2 separate regions of the Homo sapiens genome follow, and region 1 is linked to region 2. The links are chromatin loops, found by intact Hi-C in ENCODE. Cell type or tissue: PC-3. All regions are shown on one strand. Each heading gives the region's core, and the rest is flanking DNA. Links, peaks and the distances in the headings are about the cores only. Region 1 overlaps DCUN1D1 (defective in cullin neddylation 1 domain containing 1). Region 2 overlaps ATP11B (ATPase phospholipid transporting 11B (putative)).

The links. A loop is a pair of places that touch in the nucleus more often than their neighbours do. Peaks named below come from ENCODE experiments on the same cell type or tissue, not always from the same donor. Only the 100,000 strongest peaks of a DNase experiment are listed, where the experiment ranks them.
Region 1: it touches region 2 in a loop (2.1-fold over the local background); 11 of 110 quality-filtered maps call a loop at or near these places.

What each region holds. Positions count from the first base shown.
Region 1 is chr3:182,965,955-182,974,419 of GRCh38, forward strand. The region is part of intron 1 of DCUN1D1 (defective in cullin neddylation 1 domain containing 1); the gene reads right to left. Among named protein-coding and RNA genes, the nearest start is that of DCUN1D1, 10 kb to the right of the region's middle. In PC-3, for the core only: no CTCF peak of the experiment used is centred there; a DNase peak (open chromatin) is centred at 3,507; H3K4me3 peaks cover 295 bases; H3K27ac peaks cover 1,684 bases.
Region 2 is chr3:182,905,554-182,914,018 of GRCh38, forward strand. It overlaps ATP11B (ATPase phospholipid transporting 11B (putative)), which reads left to right. Exons shown (of 30, transcript NM_014616.3): 29 at 8,308-8,441. Among named protein-coding and RNA genes, the nearest start is that of DCUN1D1, 71 kb to the right of the region's middle. In PC-3, for the core only: a CTCF peak has its summit at 3,898; no DNase peak of the experiment used is centred there.

The DNA.
Region 1 (8,465 bases), core at 333-8,332, 60 kb after region 2:
TTGGAAGAGAAATAGGACAGAAGCGAAGGAAGCTCAACCACCCAGCGTTTCTCCTACAGTGGGTCCTGAGAGCATACAGAAAGGCTGCAGAAGGGAAGCCGCGCTACCCTCCAAACCCCGACCAAGCACAGTGCTCTGAGATGGATGCACAAGCAGACACGGGGAAGAAGGTGACATGATCAGACGCAGGGAAGAAGATGACATGATCTGCCCAGTCAGCAAATGCCCCTGGGGAACCATGAGATTAACAGGTGTTTACTGCAGTCCTAATACCCACTATAAAGGATATGGCGTGGGAAGAGGGGGGATCCTCCCTCCCCAACACCACCTACCTTGTTTTCTTGCTGTTTTTACCAAATAGGAGAAAGCAATAAAATAGGAGTATTCGACATTTCTCCTAGTTGTATCCAGGAACCAAGAAAATTATCAACAAAATTTCCTCATATCCTATCAAAATAATTTTTTTTTCTTTTTCCCCTGAAAGAATCACTTCATTCCCTTAGCCAGAGCCTAGCAGAGACCCTTGGTCTCTCCAAACAGCCCTTCTACTTCTTCTCAGAGAGGGGAAGAGGTGAAGAGATAATCACCTCTTCTCACTTGCTGCACATTGTCAAGGATTCATTTCTCATCTGACCTAAACCCACAGGAAAAGAAGGCAGGATACTCTCTCCCAGTATCAAAGACCATGTTCTCCCTTCCCTCTCACCCAAGCCGGCCTCCTAGCAACTGCAGCCTCACCACTGTTACTCTTCCTCCTCCCAAGCTCCAATACCATCTTCTAGCAAAATACTTGGGTTCTTCCTAAGCTACTATTGTAAATGAAGAGGGAAAACTTGAGGTACTCATGAATAGACACAATATTCTGTGGTTGGCTGGGCACAGTGGCTCACGCCTGTAATCCCAGCACCTTGGGAGGCCCAGGCGGGAGGATCACCTGAAGTCAGGAGTTCAAGACCAGCCTGCCCAACATGGTGAAACCCCGTCTCTACTAAAAATACAAAAATTAGCCAGGCATGGTGGCAGGTGCCTGTAATCCCAGCTACTCGGGAGGCTGAGGCAGAAGAACTGCTTGAACCCGGGAGGCAGAGGTTGCAGTGAGCCAAGATCACATCATCACACTCCAGCCTGGGGGACAAGAGCGAGGCTTCACCTCCAAACAAACAAACAAAAAAACTATATATATATATATATATATATATATATATTTTCTGTGGTTTAAGCAACACATTTGAGAGCCCCAGATTCCCTCATCTGGCCCAAACAGACAGATCGTAAACATCAACTTCCAGATTAGACAGATCAGAGAACCTTAACCAGAAGGTTAAGGCATTTGTTCAAAAAAATCACTCAGGTTGTTATTAGTAGAAATGAGACAAGAACAAAGAGGTCTCATGAATCTGAGTAATCTTTCCATAAATCATACTGCTTGCTGTACATATTTACATAGCTTTTGAGATTTTACAACATACTTCTACCGATCACAGTAAAAACAAGACTATGCAAAATCAAATATGAAAACTAGCCCTATTTCCCTTTTTCTTGCAATATGAAAAATATCTATGCTCTAGAATCTGATGTCAGCCACACTCCTCTCTTTGTAAATATGTTACTGTTAGGATTACAGATTAAAATCTCAACCTCTGTACTCCACTAAAATTAAGAAACTATAAATTCACTACTCTTCTGCTACTTCACTAGTAACTCTACAACATCTGCACATCAGATAAGTCATATCCCATTGCAAAACACATCCCTCAAGTGTCTAGGATTCTTCCCTTTTGAAAACTATCTCCTCCTTGAGATTTACTGTTCAATGACAACAAACTCACAATGAAATCAAATGCCAAGGAAGAGAACTGTCCTAATTTTGCTTAAATGAAAGTTAACAAGGAAACCATTTTGATTCCAACTTTTGTTACTGAAATTTATTTTAAAACTCAGTATACCTTTCTCCCTTGAGTGACAGAGTACCCTAACATGTTTTAATCCTCCTCTGAGGAACAAAGTAAAGTACCAAAGGATCACTGTGACTGTCAGTGACCACTGCACAATGGTGCAGGAAGTGTTGGAGATTAACCTGCAAGTACACCAACCACAGACCATATCCTGGAAATTACGTAGGTTTTTTTGTTTTTTTAGAGACAGGGTCTCGCTATGTTGCCCAGGCTGGTCTCAAACGCCCGGGCTCAAGCAATCTACCTGCCTCAGCCTCCCAAAGTGCTGGGACTACAGGAGTGAGCCACTGTGCCTGGCCTGGAAATTACTTTTTAATTAAACCTGATATAACATATTGGCATAACTTTTCCCCCATCCTCCTAAAAGTTGGAAGTGGCAAAACAATCAGATTTGTCTGGGGTTTTATCATATAGTTTTAAATCCAGTGCTCTGTTCCCTGCAGGGTCAATCACCTTTGTTGAAGGGAGGAAGGAAAAATCATAGCTTAAGTCATTTCTACAAGCCAAAAAGAACTATTCATTCTACTATACTATTCCTATCAAAAAGTAAGATAATAGAAGACCAGGGAAACAAAGATAAAAAACTGTCTTACCCACACCAACTAAAAACAAAATTATACAAATGAATTAATTCCATGTCATATCTTATTTGAAAAATGTTTATGTAATAAATGATATATATATATAAATGTAAACTTTTTTTTTTTTTGAGACGGAGTCTCGCTCTGTTGCCAGGCAGAAATGCAGTGGCACCATCTCAGCTCACTGCAACCTCCATCTCCCAGGCTCAAGCGATTCTCCTGCCTCAGCCTCCCGAGTAGCTGGGATTACAGGCACGCACTGCTGCGCCCAGCTGATTTTTGTATTTTTAGTAGAGATGGGGTTTTGCCATGTTGCCTAGGCTGGTCTTGAACTCCTGACCTCAGGTGATCCAACCGCCTCAGCCTCCCAAAGTTCTGGGATTACAGGCATGAGCCACCGCGCCAGGCCAAATGTAAACTATTTTAACTGGTTTGGTATAAATTTCCACTATATAGGGCAATATCAACATATTTGAAGAAACAGGGTGTACCTACCCACTTCCAACACCATAAAGGCTACTGAGTTCTACCAGGCCAAGAACTGACAGTACGGACTCCAGCTAAGCCAAGTGATATTGACAATCCCATTCCTATAAAGTCTGATAAGTACCCTCCACTTCTTACACTTACAATGCACTCTTACCACTTCTCTGTCAGCTCTCTGTTCCTAGAATACATTGTAACATTTGATTCCCTACTAAGGGAATTCAATTCTGTAGTCTCAAAGGCTATCCTAGAATAAAGCTGGAGTATACCTGACCAATTTAGGGGAGCTGTAACACTCCCATCCCCTTTTCCTAAGCCACAAAGGTGTACCAGGCAGTGTTCTGATTTTGACAGTATGGCACTAAAGATTTAAATTTTTATCAACACAAGGAAGAGAAAAAGGTGACTAACCAGAGAAGAATGATTTTATAGGGGATGAGAGGGTGGATAGAAAATTGAGGTGGAAGAAAAAACAGATGGATTTTTTCTCTGTTTCTACTACAAACCCAGTGGGGAACTTCCCAAGAGCAAAACCATGTGACAGCTACAATGATTCAGCACTCAAATGTAATATATGCCATTTATTTAAATACTTATTTAAAGGGAATAAACTAGAGTAATAATTAAATAAGATCAGGCAATATAATCTTCAGTATTCCAATGTTAAAACTACCTAGGTATTATCAAGTTTTCAAAGAAATGCAATAGTTGTAAGGCTGTAAAATGCATAAAACAGAATATATTTTGCTTTTTAACCCCAGCAAAAAAAGCAGGGGGGAGGAGAAATGCTATCTCTTGTAACAGAAAGCTAATTACAACGGTATCAAAGATTACCAAAATTAGAAATACTGTCATAATCTGAACAGTAAAATGAATTTATTTGTTCATCTTTCCAAAATATAACATGCCAAGTTATCAACACATATTGTTTTATTCTTAAATCTAGCATATTTGCATTATTTTTTTCACTCAAGAAATTCAAGAATTAAGAGAATCAGCCAGGTGCAGTAACTCACGCCTGTAATCCAGCACTTTGGGAGGCGGAGGCAGTGGGACTATTTGAGGCCAGGAGTTCAAGACTAGTCTGGCCTGGGTAACACAATGAGACTGTCGCTACAAAAATTTTTTTTAATTAGCTGGTTGTTGTAGCGCACACCTATAGTCCTAGCTACATGGGAGGCTGAGGTGGGAAGATGAGGATCACTTGAGCCCAAGAGTTCAAGGCTGCAGTGAGCTATGATAGCGCCGCTGCACTACAGCCTGGGTGACAGAGCGAAATCTTAACCCCCCAAAAAAAAGAAAAGAAAAGAAATTTAAGAATCACATTTTAAATAATAGTTTATCTGAAGAAAAAATAATAAAGTTTAAAAAGCCTTCCCATTAAAAGTATTTCCCCAAGGAAAAATAAACATGGAAAATGACTTTCTAGTCAACTAAGTCCTAACAATTGCAAAATAGAAGTAATTTTAATAAGTGATTTTTTAACAGCAAAAAAATAAGATCCATTTTATTATTTCCATTATCTTGAATTTTCACCTTCTCATCCTTAAGTTTATATTTCAGCCTGAACTTCAGAAACAGACACTTAGGCCTTTATATTTTTAAAGGAATTAATTTTCTAACTCAATTCTTGTTATCTCAGGATTTGATGAATCTAGCTCACAAAAGTCAATGCTTTCAAAATCAAAACACTTTTACGATCACCTATAATTCTCACTAAAAGCTCTGTATGTTGTTATGTAATTATCATATTGACAGTTTAACTTCATCTGAAATTTAGAAGAGCTAGTTTTAACTTTAGAAGATCATACTTTCCATACATAATACACGGTATTCAGCAGACATAGCAAAACGTTACCAATATCCAAAATCACTCACTCACAAAAGGCCCTCCAATAGACTACAGGTCCGAAGTCAAAAGTGCAGGAAAAATCAATTCAGCCAATGAGCCTACCTACAACTCCCAGAGCAGACTTTCACCTAGAAACAAAGTTCTACTCCAGGAAAGTCAGAATAGGAATCTAGGTAGGAGTAGCTCTATCTCTTTCCTTCTACCTGTACAGAGGCAATATAATATGATTCACTAGTGAAGAGTGCAGACTTTCAAACCAGACTGTCAAGATTTTAACTCTACTGGTGCCACTTAATGGCTGTATGACTTTGGGAAAATTAATCTTTCTGTGCTTCAATTTCTTCATCTGTAAACAGAGTGTTGAGGTTACACGAATCAATTCAGGTTAAACTCTTAGAACTGTAACTAGCACATGGTAAGGACTCCACAGAAGTCCACAGAGGAAGAAAGATGGACAGGTGTGGTGGGCTCATGGCTTGTACTCCCAGCACTTTGGGAGGCCAAGGCAAGAGGAACACTTGAGCTCAGGAGTTCAAGACCAGCCTGGGCAGCACAGGAAGACCTCATCTGTATTAAAATTAGCAACAACAAAAAAGTAGCCGGGCATGGTGGTGCATTCCTGGAGTCCTAGCTACTTGGGAGGCTGCGGTGGGAGGATCACTTGAGCCCGGGAGATAGAGGCTGCAGTGAGCTATGATGGCACCACTGCACTCCAGCCTGGACAAGAGAAGGCATGCGACCCTATCTTAAAAAAAAAAACAAAAAAAAAACTCCAGAAAAAAAAATTTAAATGGTAAACAACAGCTATAATAAAACTAGCAACTAACATTTGAGCTTCTACTGTGTGCCAGGCACTGTGCTAGGTACTTATTAATCCTGCAAGATGGTTCCATTTTACCAATGAGGAACCAAACTTTCAGCATCATTTATTTACTTATTCAAAAAGTAGCAGAGCCAGAATGAAACCCTGGTGCCTGGTTTCAAGGCATGCAGTCTCGCCATTTACTACATACTGTCTTCAAGTGAAAAGAAAAACAAAAAGGGCAAAAGTGCAACCACTGACTGTTGAAGGGAGGAAAACTGTGAGCAATATTTCTTCACCTATTTTAATGGAAAAGTAGTCAAATGTGAACGATTTGCATTCCAACTAAAAATTCCCCATTAAGCATTCTCTCACAACCTAACTAAAAAGATAATTTGGGGATGGAGCTTCTATTTAGGGTTTTTTTTTTTTTTTTTTTTTTGGTTGGGGGTAAGAAGGAGAAAAGGAAGGGTATAAGTTATTTTTAAGACAAGCAATACAACAGAAAGAAAAATGTATTTATAGTCCTGTCAGTCTATTTTAAAAACAGATGGCTATAATCTATAGTTTTAAATGTACACAGGTTGAAAAAAAAAATCACAGGGCACTCTAAGTCAGGGTTCCCTTTTCCAAAGAGAAGGCTTGAAACTCAGAGAAAATACAAATACTTGTACAGGTTATGGCCAGAAAATATATGGAAATATGTACAATTTCAAATACTAAGCAAAACGAACAAAACCCTCATAGTACTCTTATAATTTGAAGTTTAAAATAATTGCTTATGGATAACGATTATTCATTCATTCTTAAATTTCCTGCACTTTGAATAACTCTTGAAATTAACTCCTTTTTAAGAGGTGCTGAGGCTGAGCAAGGCAGCTCACGCCTGTAATCCCAGCACTTTGGGAGGTCGAGGGAGGAGGACTGCTTGAGCCCAGAGTTCAAGACGAGCCTGGGCAACACAGCAAGATCTGGTGGCGCACAGCTGTAGTTCCAGCTACTTAGGAGACTGAGGCAGGAGGGTCACTTGAGTCCAGAAAGTTGAGGCTGCAATGAGCCATGATCACATCACTAACTCCAGCCTAAACAACAGTGCAACACCCAGTCTTAACAACAACAAAAAAAAGAGGCTGGGCGCAGTGGCTCACACCTGTAATCCCAGCACTCTGGGAGGCCAAGAGGGGGGCGGATCACCTGAGGTTGGGAGTCCGAGACCAGCCTGATCAACATGGAGAAACCCCATCTCGACTAAGAATACAAAATTAGCCGGGCATGGTGGCACATGCCTGTAATCCCAGCTACTCAGGAGGCTGAGGCAGGAAAATTGCTTGAACCCGGGAGGCGGAGGTTGTGGTGAGCGGAGATCACACCATTGCGCTCCAATCTGGGCAAGAAGAGCGAAACTCCGTCTCAAAAAAAAAGGGGGGGGCTCTGTATTACTTTAGTCCCCTCTTATCCACATGGGGGAGGGAGGAACGTTCCAAGACTTCAGTGGATGCCTGAAAACACAGATAGTATAGAACCCTATATATACACATATACACTATGTTTTTTTGACCTGATAACTAAGAGAGCTACTAAGTGACTAACAGTGGGCAGTGAATACAGCATGAATAAGATGGACAAAGGGATGACCAACGGCTGCAACAGTGAGATTTCATCATGCTAACTCAGAACAACGCACAATTTAAAACTTATGAACTGTTTATTTCTGGAACTTTTCATTAATATTTTCAGATCACCAGTTGATTGCGGGTAACTGAAATCGAGCAAAGTGAAATCACAGACAAGAGGGTATTACTGTACTACTAAGTCCAGTAGGAATGATATACATACTACGTAATTATTGTGCACAATGATACATTATGGCAATCTACCTTTCAAAAATTCAGAAGTGGCCGGGCGCAGTGGCTCACGCCTATAATCCCAGCACTTTGGGAGGCCAAGGCGGGCGGATCATGAGGTCAAGAGATTGAGACCACCCTGGCCAACATGGTGAAACCCCGTCTCTACTAAAAATACAAAAATTAGCTGGGCATGGTGGCGTGCGCCTGTAACCCCAGCTACTCAGGAGGCTGAGGCAGGAGAATCACCTGAACCCCGGAGACAGAGGCTGCAGTGAGCTGAAATTGTGCCATTGCACTCCAGCCTGGGTGACAAGTGCGAAACTCCGGCTCAAAAAAAAAAAAAAATTCAGAAGTATATCTGTAAGATTCAAATAGATTTTGTAGACTTTTGTATACTTTTCTTAACAGGTTTTTAAAAAGTAGGCAACTAATGAAAATTTAAAAGATTTTCTCTCCACCCCTCAGAATTACTAGTCAAAATTACAAGTCAAAAGGCCAGCCGCGCCCGGCCTTTTAGGAGGTGCACTCCTTTGGGAGGCTGAGAGGGGCGGATCACTTGAGGTCAGGAGTTCGAGACCAGCCTGGCCAACATGCTGAAACCCTGTCTCTACTAAAAATACAAAAATTAGCCGGGCATGGTGGCACATGTCTGTAATCCCAGCTACTCAGGAGGCTGAGGCAGGAGAATCGTTTGAATCCAGGAGGCAGAGGTTGCAGTGAGCCGAGATTGCACCACTGCACTCCAGCCTGCGCAACACAGAGTGAGACCCTGTCTCAAAAAAACAAAAAACAAAAGTTATTTTTGCTAATTTCTGATTATGATAAATAAAAAATAACCATCTTAAAATACCTGGATTAGTCATCATATCGCAATTGATTCTCTCAAACTTGTTTCTTGAACTTCTAACAAGAAATCCAAGTAGCTAATTTAAATTTACTTTC
Region 2 (8,465 bases), core at 334-8,333:
CTGTAATATATGTTTAGTTAGAGCTTCGTGCACTGAAAAATCATGGCTTTATTTTGTGTGCTTGTGTTCCCCTTAAGAAGTTCCCATTAGCCCTCTTTTGTGACAGTAAATGTACTGTTCTTTGAACATTCTTTTGTGCCTCAGATTGTGAATGCCAACTTGTTGCTTTGATCTTAAACCTCTATATGGTGAAGAGTATCATTCTGTAATATGAGACTTGTTGCTTTTCTGTCCTTCCAGATGGAAGAAGATAAGGGTTCAGTCAGCTCAGCATATGAATTTGCTGAAAGCCAGCACAGAGGGGAGGACAGTAGGCACCTGCTAGCTGAGGCTTGCAGCCAGCAGGACAGTTGTTGCGTGCACTAGGTAGTACTGCGCTGGACCTTCCCGGGCACTCATCCGCTAAGTTCTCATGCTTGGGGGGCATGTCATGGGACACCTGACCTGACATTTCCATTTCTTTACTAATTCCTTCACTGTTCCTCATATGTTGTTTTAGTTTCGTTGTTTTCCTTTTTTGTGGTCTTTACATTTTTCATATGTCCATCCCTGAAAATTTTGTCAATCTCTCTTTAGAGTTCCAAAGATAAATCAGACTTCACCTCACATTCTAAGCTGTGAAGATATTCTCACAACCTATTGTCTTACATTCAAGAAAATACTCCTTTTTACTTCTCCTTTTGAAAATGTCATGCTATTTCTGTTATCTCTGAAATCATTTTCCCCCTTGAAGTTGTAGTTGTGTATCATTTACCCATCTTAATATAGTTGGATACTGAATTACTTATCTAAGTCACCTCTTAAGTTGAATGATCAAAGAGTAGGGTGCTTAGACTTAGTACTGAGAAATTTTCTGCTGACTGCTGCTATTCAACAAACTTTCCATTCTTTTCATAAATTTTTTCTTTGAGACAGGGCCTCATTCCATCTCCCAGGCTAGAGTGCAGTGGCACGATCATGGCTCACTGCAGCCTCGACCTCCCGGGCTCAAGCGGTCCTCCCACCCTCGACCCCTCTCCCCCAGTAGCTGGAACTACAGGTGCATCCCACCATGCCCAGGTAGTTTTTTGTATTTTTTGTGGAGACTGGGTCTCGCCGTGTTGCACACACTGGTCTCAAACTCCTGGGCTCAAGCGATCTACCTGCCTCAGCCTCCCAAAGTGCTGGGATATAGGCGTGAACCCCCACACCTGGCTCATAAATTTTCATAGTTGTATCTGTTTTAAAAAAAAAAAAAAGAAGAAGAAGAAGAAGGCCGGGCATGGTGGCTCACGCCTGTAATCCCAGCACTTTGGGAGGCTGAGGCGGGTGGATCATGAGGTCAGGAGACCGAGACCATCCTGGCTGACACGGTGAAACCCCGTCTCTACTAAAAATACAAAAGCAAAAATTAACTAGGTGTGGTGGCGGATGCCTGCAGTCCCAGCTACTCGGGAGGCTGAGGCAGGAGAATGGCATAAACCTGGGAGGCGGAGCTTGCATTGAGCTGAGATGGCACCACTGCACTCCAGCCTGAGCGACAGAGTGAGACTCCGTCTCAAAAAAAAAAAAAAAGAAAGAAAGAAGAATTGATGAGAGCTTGATTTTCTCTTCTCTCGAGGAATAACCCTGACAACCATTTCGAGACCTAATAGGGATATGCAGAATATTTGGATTGGTAGTAATGATGGAGGATAAAATTTCCTGCCACTAATAATTGTATTATTTGGACTAATTGCTATTTTATTTATTGTAATTACTAGTCAAGAAAGTGCTGTTGTCTCATATGGGAGAAGCAGTGATGAAACTTTGTAACAAAGCCACTTGAAAATTGTAAATCTTTTAACCACACTATAAATCAGACCCTGGAACAGGTAGAATAATTTGAAGAATCTGGACTATTCTATAAGATACAGTTTTAAATTAGATTAGTGGATTACCCTAAATGAAAAATTAATCAACTCTGTTATTAAATATCATCAGTTGAAAAGATATTCAAAAGAATCCTGAATTTTTGTGTGTTTTGGTATGCTTCATATGATTATATTTACAGTATATTTCTGTTGCATTGTGCCTTGCTATAGAAAGATGTTTAGGCTTTTTTAATAGGCTCTGATTGAGCGCCAAAGAAAGCTCATGTGAAGAGCTTGCTGCTGCCTAGGATTTATGTTATGCCTTGGATAGTCTACAAAGCAGATAATCTCCTAAGACCTGACTAAAACTATAAAATTGTGTCCTCTGTAATAAAAGGTCCCCACACATTTAAGTTCTAGTGGATATTTCATATGATGTGGATCTGGTACTGCTTTGCTTTAATATGTCCATTAAATGTACAGTACAGCTGAGAATTGGGTTCTTAGAATGTTCCCATTAAATAACAGGAGCCTTATTATGGTGACTTTTGCCAAGGAATGATAAGTGAATTCTCTCTTACAGCCTGTGACATTAATTTACCGTCTGCATTAAATTTGGGGATTTTATCATTTTTCACAGGTATTAATTTCTTCCTCACCTAAATTACAAATTCCTAGTCATATGTTGTTATTTATGTAACCAGTAGAATACATTAAAACAAAAGGCCCTTAGTCCTCTTTCAAACTAAGAATAAGCCAGATTATTAAAATAAATTTACCGAATCAATATAATTCTCATATTATTATTTTCTTTTTTTTTTTTTTTTTTTTTTTTTGAGCTAGACATAGGGTCTCACTCTGCTGCCCAGGCTGGAGTGCAGAAGCACCATCTTGGCTCAATGCGACCTCCACCTCCTGGGTTCAAGCAGTTCTCCTGCCTCAGCCTACAGACGGGCTGGGACTACACACGCAGCTAATTTTTGTATATTCAGTAGAGACAGGGTTTCGCGTTGTTGGCCAGGCTGTTCTCAAACTCCTGGCCTCAAGTGATTCACCTTCCTTGCCTCCCAAAGGTCTGGGATTACAGAAGTAAGCCACCGCACCTGGCCCATATTCTTAGGTATGTAATACATACAGAAATCTCCTTCTCTTAAGAAATCCCTAAAAGACAGTATGGAAGTATTTTATAACAATCTTTCTAAGTTGTTTATTTTACTTAGAGGGAAGGAGAGAGGAAAGGGAGTTTAGAAGAGTGAATATGAGCTTGAAGAATGTTTTGGAGAAACAGGCCTTGAGTAAGATATACCAGTTACCCAGATTTCATCACTACCTGGCTATCTCCATTGCAGTTCTGAATTATGAGATGAAGCTCATTACTTGTTTTAGAGATTTTATGATTCTTAATCAGATTTGAAAATCAGTAACATTTGATGACTTGATTTTACATTAAAAAGAAAAACATTTCCTTAAACACAAACCTCTTCTTTTTTCATTTTTGTTTTTAAAATTAGAGTTTAAGCCTTCTTTCCAAATAACTCCTTGAAGGCCATGCAAGGTGCTCACTTTGATTATCCAGTATATAGAACACCTTTAAGGGCAAAAGACCTAGCATGGTTAATTGTTTGACAGTTATTATCTAAACTTTAAAAAACAAAAACCTTTATTTGATTTGATAGAATGTCATAGGTGTGACTAAAAAATGTTAGAAATGTGAGACATTTTTCTAAAATTTATAAGATTTAAGGAAGGTTGTAAGGTTTCAGGAAAATATTTTGTATAAGCAATAAGAAATGTCTTAGTGTTTATTGTCATTGACATGAAAATAATGGAAATAAAAGCAGTGAGCCAGAATTTATTTCAAAAGGCAATTTCTGTGAAGATGAGCATTTTTATTATCTGTGCATAGTCATGTTGAATAGACATAGTTGTTTTGCTTGACAGCCTTTCTAGCACTAAATTATGTGGTCATTCCTGGGAGCAAGTGTGGTGGAAAGTGAGGCTTACCAATCACAACTTCTAGTAAATTAAAAGTTACCTCTTGGTACCACTAGGTGGGGTCTCACTCCCATTACTATGCTTTTTTTTTCTTTTCTATTATTTAAAAGTGGTCTCCCAAAACATGTAATGATTTCCCCCAAAAATGTAATGATTTCCTCTCCTTACTTTGAATGAAATGGGCTCTAAATGCTCCACTCCCATTCTCCTCACCCAATTATACTGGCAACTATGTCTATACAGGTACTCTGGCCCGAGCTCCCAGTTCCTGAATATTGAGATCAAAGATGTATATATGGGAAAGTAGTAGAGCTTGGAGGTTTGCTAGAGAACAGTATAGCATTTTCTATAGATAGCTTTACAGAAACACAGCCAACATTCAGCATTTTAAAAGCAGCTGAGGCTGGCCACGGTGGCTCATGCTTATAATCCTAGCACTTTGGGAGGCTGAGGTGGGCGGATTGTCTGAGCTCAGAAGATTGAGACCAGCCTGGGCAACATGGTGAAACTTCATCTCTACTAAAATGCAAAAAATTAGCTGGGCGTGGTGGTGTGTGCCTGTAGTCCCAGCTACTCAGGAGGCTGAGTCATGAGAATTGCTTGAACCCAGGAGGCGGAGGTTGCAGTGAACCAAGATCACACCACTGCACTCCAGCCTCCAGCCTGGGCAACAGAGTGAGACTCGGCCTCCAGAAAAAAAAAAAAAAAAAAAAAAGCAGCTGAGTTCTTTTTTTTCTTTAGAGAAAAAAGGAAACATATACATACAAACTATATATTCACATATATATACACTTAGTTCAAAAAGTGATCTGAAGAAGTCATTTCTTAAAATTTTTGACATTTCAAGATGTTTACCTTCTCTGTTGGGATGTCCATATTTTAATAACTGTCCTTCAGTTTTAAAGCAAAGGATGGCCAGGCTCAGTAGCTCACACCTGTAATCCCGGCACTTTGAGAGGCTGAGGTGGGAGGACCACTGGAGGCCAGGAGTTTGAGACCAGCCTGGGCCGTATAGTAAGACCCTGTCTCTACTAAAATTAAAAATTAGCCTGACATGATGACGCACACCTGTAGTAGCTACCCAGGAGGCTGAGGTGGAAGGATTGCTTGAGCCCAGGAGGTTGAGACTGCAGTGAGCTAGGATCGATTGTGCCACTGCACTCCAGCCTGGATGACAGAGCAAGACCCTGTCTCTAAAAATAATAAAAATAAGGTGAAAGGTGATGAATGCAAAGCAAGATGATTACCAGGGTCAGATCCAGACCAAGGCAGTGTCTTGCACATATATGGATACTCAAGCGCTGGCTACCTTCTGGGTGTCATCTCGATGAATTTCTCCCAGTTGATTGAGCACCAGCTTTGAGCAAAGCACATGTTGTTAAACTAAAGTGTCAGACAAGATCCTTGCTCTTTTGAGTTTCTGGTTTAGTTCTCTCCAAGTAAATGTGGTGAAGGACCAGTTTGTTATTTTCTTGTTTTGTTTTAATTTCCAGTTTATCTTGAGCCAGTGCTTTTACAAATACAATAAAAATGAATTATAGGAAAATTAAATCTAAAAGATATATAAAATAAGCCCCAATTTTTAAATTATTGAATTTAACAGTTATAAACATACTTTGTCCAACTGCTGTAAAAATTTCTAAGCTCTTATTCTCACAGATTAGAAATGCTTATTTCTTCATGGGCCAGTAATAGTGTTTATGGATCAGCATTGATCTATGGACCACACTGTGAGTCACAACTGGTCTTTTTGCAAGGGGACAGTACCACTCCCTTACACTTAGGCTAAGCTTCTGCGGAATACACACCACACTGCTGCCCACACATAGCCACTCTTTCTCCTCCTTCAGCCTGGAATATCTTTTCCCCCCCATCTCCTGCTATTGAAATGCCCCCCCCCGCTAAGTCCTTTAAGATGTATTTTAAATGCCACCTTTTTCATCAAATCTTCATGCCCTCCCACCAGTACCACTAACAGCAGCTGGGTTTGAGCTTTCCCTCCTGTTTTCTGAGTAGTCTGCCTCTTATAATCATAAGGCAGGAAGTGCTATGGTAAAGGGGTTTGGGCTCTGCAAGCAAAGAAACCAAGATTCAAGCCCCAGATTAAGTGGGTGACCTTGAACAAATTCTTAACGGTTTCCTCATCTGTAAACTGGGGATGATCATGATGCCTATTCCTAAGGGCTGTTTAAGTTTTCAGTGAGACAATCCATGAGAAGCATCTTACATAGTCACTGGGGCATACGTGGTGAGCACTCCACTAATGTAACTGCTGTTGGTATGTCTTCCTGACTTGTCCTCTCTCCCACCTTCTTCCTTACCTTTAGCTCACCGGATTGAGCACAGGGTTACTATCCCCTGTGGAAAGTGGCACAGTACCTTGCTCAATAAATAGAAGTTTAAGTGCTTGTGCCAATTAAGTGATACAAATAAGCAGTGAAATAGAATCAGAGAAAGAGATGACTCATAGTTGGAGAGGTGAGGGAAGTTAATGGAGACGGTAGGATTTAAGCTGAACGCTGATGTAGGGGTCAGCATTCTGACCCTGATTGATGGCAGGCCCCGACACGTTGCCCACAGGCAGGGAACATTGGTTGGCTGGAGTGGAGACTGCACCAGAGCATTGGGAAGCAGAGCAGGAAAGGCAGCCTGGGGTCAGGCTGTAAAGGGCCTTCAAGGCTTCATGCGGTGTGGGGCTTTATCCTTTGAGCATGTAGGAGCCCTGGAGTCTGGGTTGCTACAAGGGGTAAATTTGAGATTGGGAAAACTGGAGTCCAGGGACCCAAAGAGAATACTGGAAAACTGATGAAATCCTGTTACCTAAACCAGCATTTCCTAAACTGTTCCTCTGAATATGAATGATCCTCCTGGTGTTGCTTAATATTTGCTGGTTGGTGGGTGGGGGTGTATGGTTTCTCCCACTAAGAAAATGAGTGGAGAATTATGATATCTCAGGCTTCCCCCATGGAGATGACCATGTATCCTGACTTCACAGTCCTCTACTTTAAAAGTCTGTTTAGAACTTTGTTAAATTAGTGTTTCCCAAATTTAATTGAACACTGACCCCCTTTTTTTTTTTCATGAAATGTCTGTAAATATCTTACAAAACACAGTTTAAGAAACTGTGCCCTAAACAATTCTAAACCAAGAGTATTGTAACGAAAGAACAAGTCAAGTTTGGCTCTTTCTCAGTGCTTAGCTGATCCTAGGACACTGTCATCAGGCAGTTGCCAGATAAGAACCATGTTGTTTCACACTGTGTGGTGTTGAATCTTCTGAGCATGGATCTTGCAGGACATCAGCAGTTGTTTACATTCAGAATGCCAGGTTTCTGTTCCATCACGTCCGTCTCTTCTGTTCATTGTGAGCATCTCCACAAACATCCTCTGTTGCCTGCACCCAGCACATGGTGATTCCCAACCTTCGTGGAAGTGCAGCCCTGTATTTATTCTCCTTCTCTATCCTCAAAAGATGTGTTACGTAGGATGTTATATATGTAAAAGAAGGTGAATTGAAATAAGGTGTTTTTTTTTTAAAACAACAGCCCTTGAAAAATTTCGGAGCATCTTTGACAAACAAAACCAGGGTTGGGATTCATCGAGCTACGTGGTCATACCATCTTTCCCCCTCATTTTTACTCAGTTAAAATTGTTAGTCGTGTGGAATAAAATTATCTTGCTGGGCTATTTATGCCTGAATCAACATAAATCTTGCATACTTTCAGAAAGTAATTCAGTTTCAAATCTTGATAGTACTACTTATTCACTTGTTTAATAAATTTTAATTTATTAAACTGTCAGCTAACTGTTACAAAGCAGGATGAGCTGATGATGGGATGATTGCCACTTAAAAGTTTTTAGCAATTTATGATAAATGATGCTTTTTTCAAAGATAAGTATGGAGTGGATCTATGTAGAGTGCTTAGAACCTGGCACATAGTAAAGCATACGTAAAGTGTTTGCTGCCATTGTTGTTGTTACTGAACATTGGGGTGAGGTCCTGCCTGATTGTTATTTCCCAGTCTTAAAGATAATTCATACTCCACTTATCTCAATTGTTGGACATTGTTCATTGAAATTGCAGGCTAGACATTTTTAATTGAAATTGCAGGAGCATTTCACCTAAAGAAAAACTCCATGCAGAATTGGAATTCATTACATTCCTGAGTGGTTGATGGAAATCATTTTGACCATAATAAATGATTAAAATGAAACATTAAAAGTAGATTTACATAATATCCAGCTTCTTAATTTATATAATTATTTTACTAGACCTCTAATTTAGGATACAAGGCTTTAAAATAATTTTGGATGGTTATACTCTAGTAAATTAAAGCCTTTCATATGTTTCCCATATTATAGAAAAACATGTAGGTTTATATATGTTACCTTTGATTTGAAAGTGCTTGTTGTAATGTTCTAATGCTTTTCAGAAGTCCATATCTTTAAACAACTGATGTTTTCTGCTTCACCTCCCGCAGCTTACTGAAACAAATGCAGGTATCAAGTGCTTGGACTCCATGTGCTGTTTCCCGGAAGGAGAAGCAGCGTGTGCATCTGTTGGAAGAATGCTGGAACGAGTTATAGGAAGATGTAGTCCAACCCACATCAGCAGGTGTGAAATCTCTCTAAGTAGCCT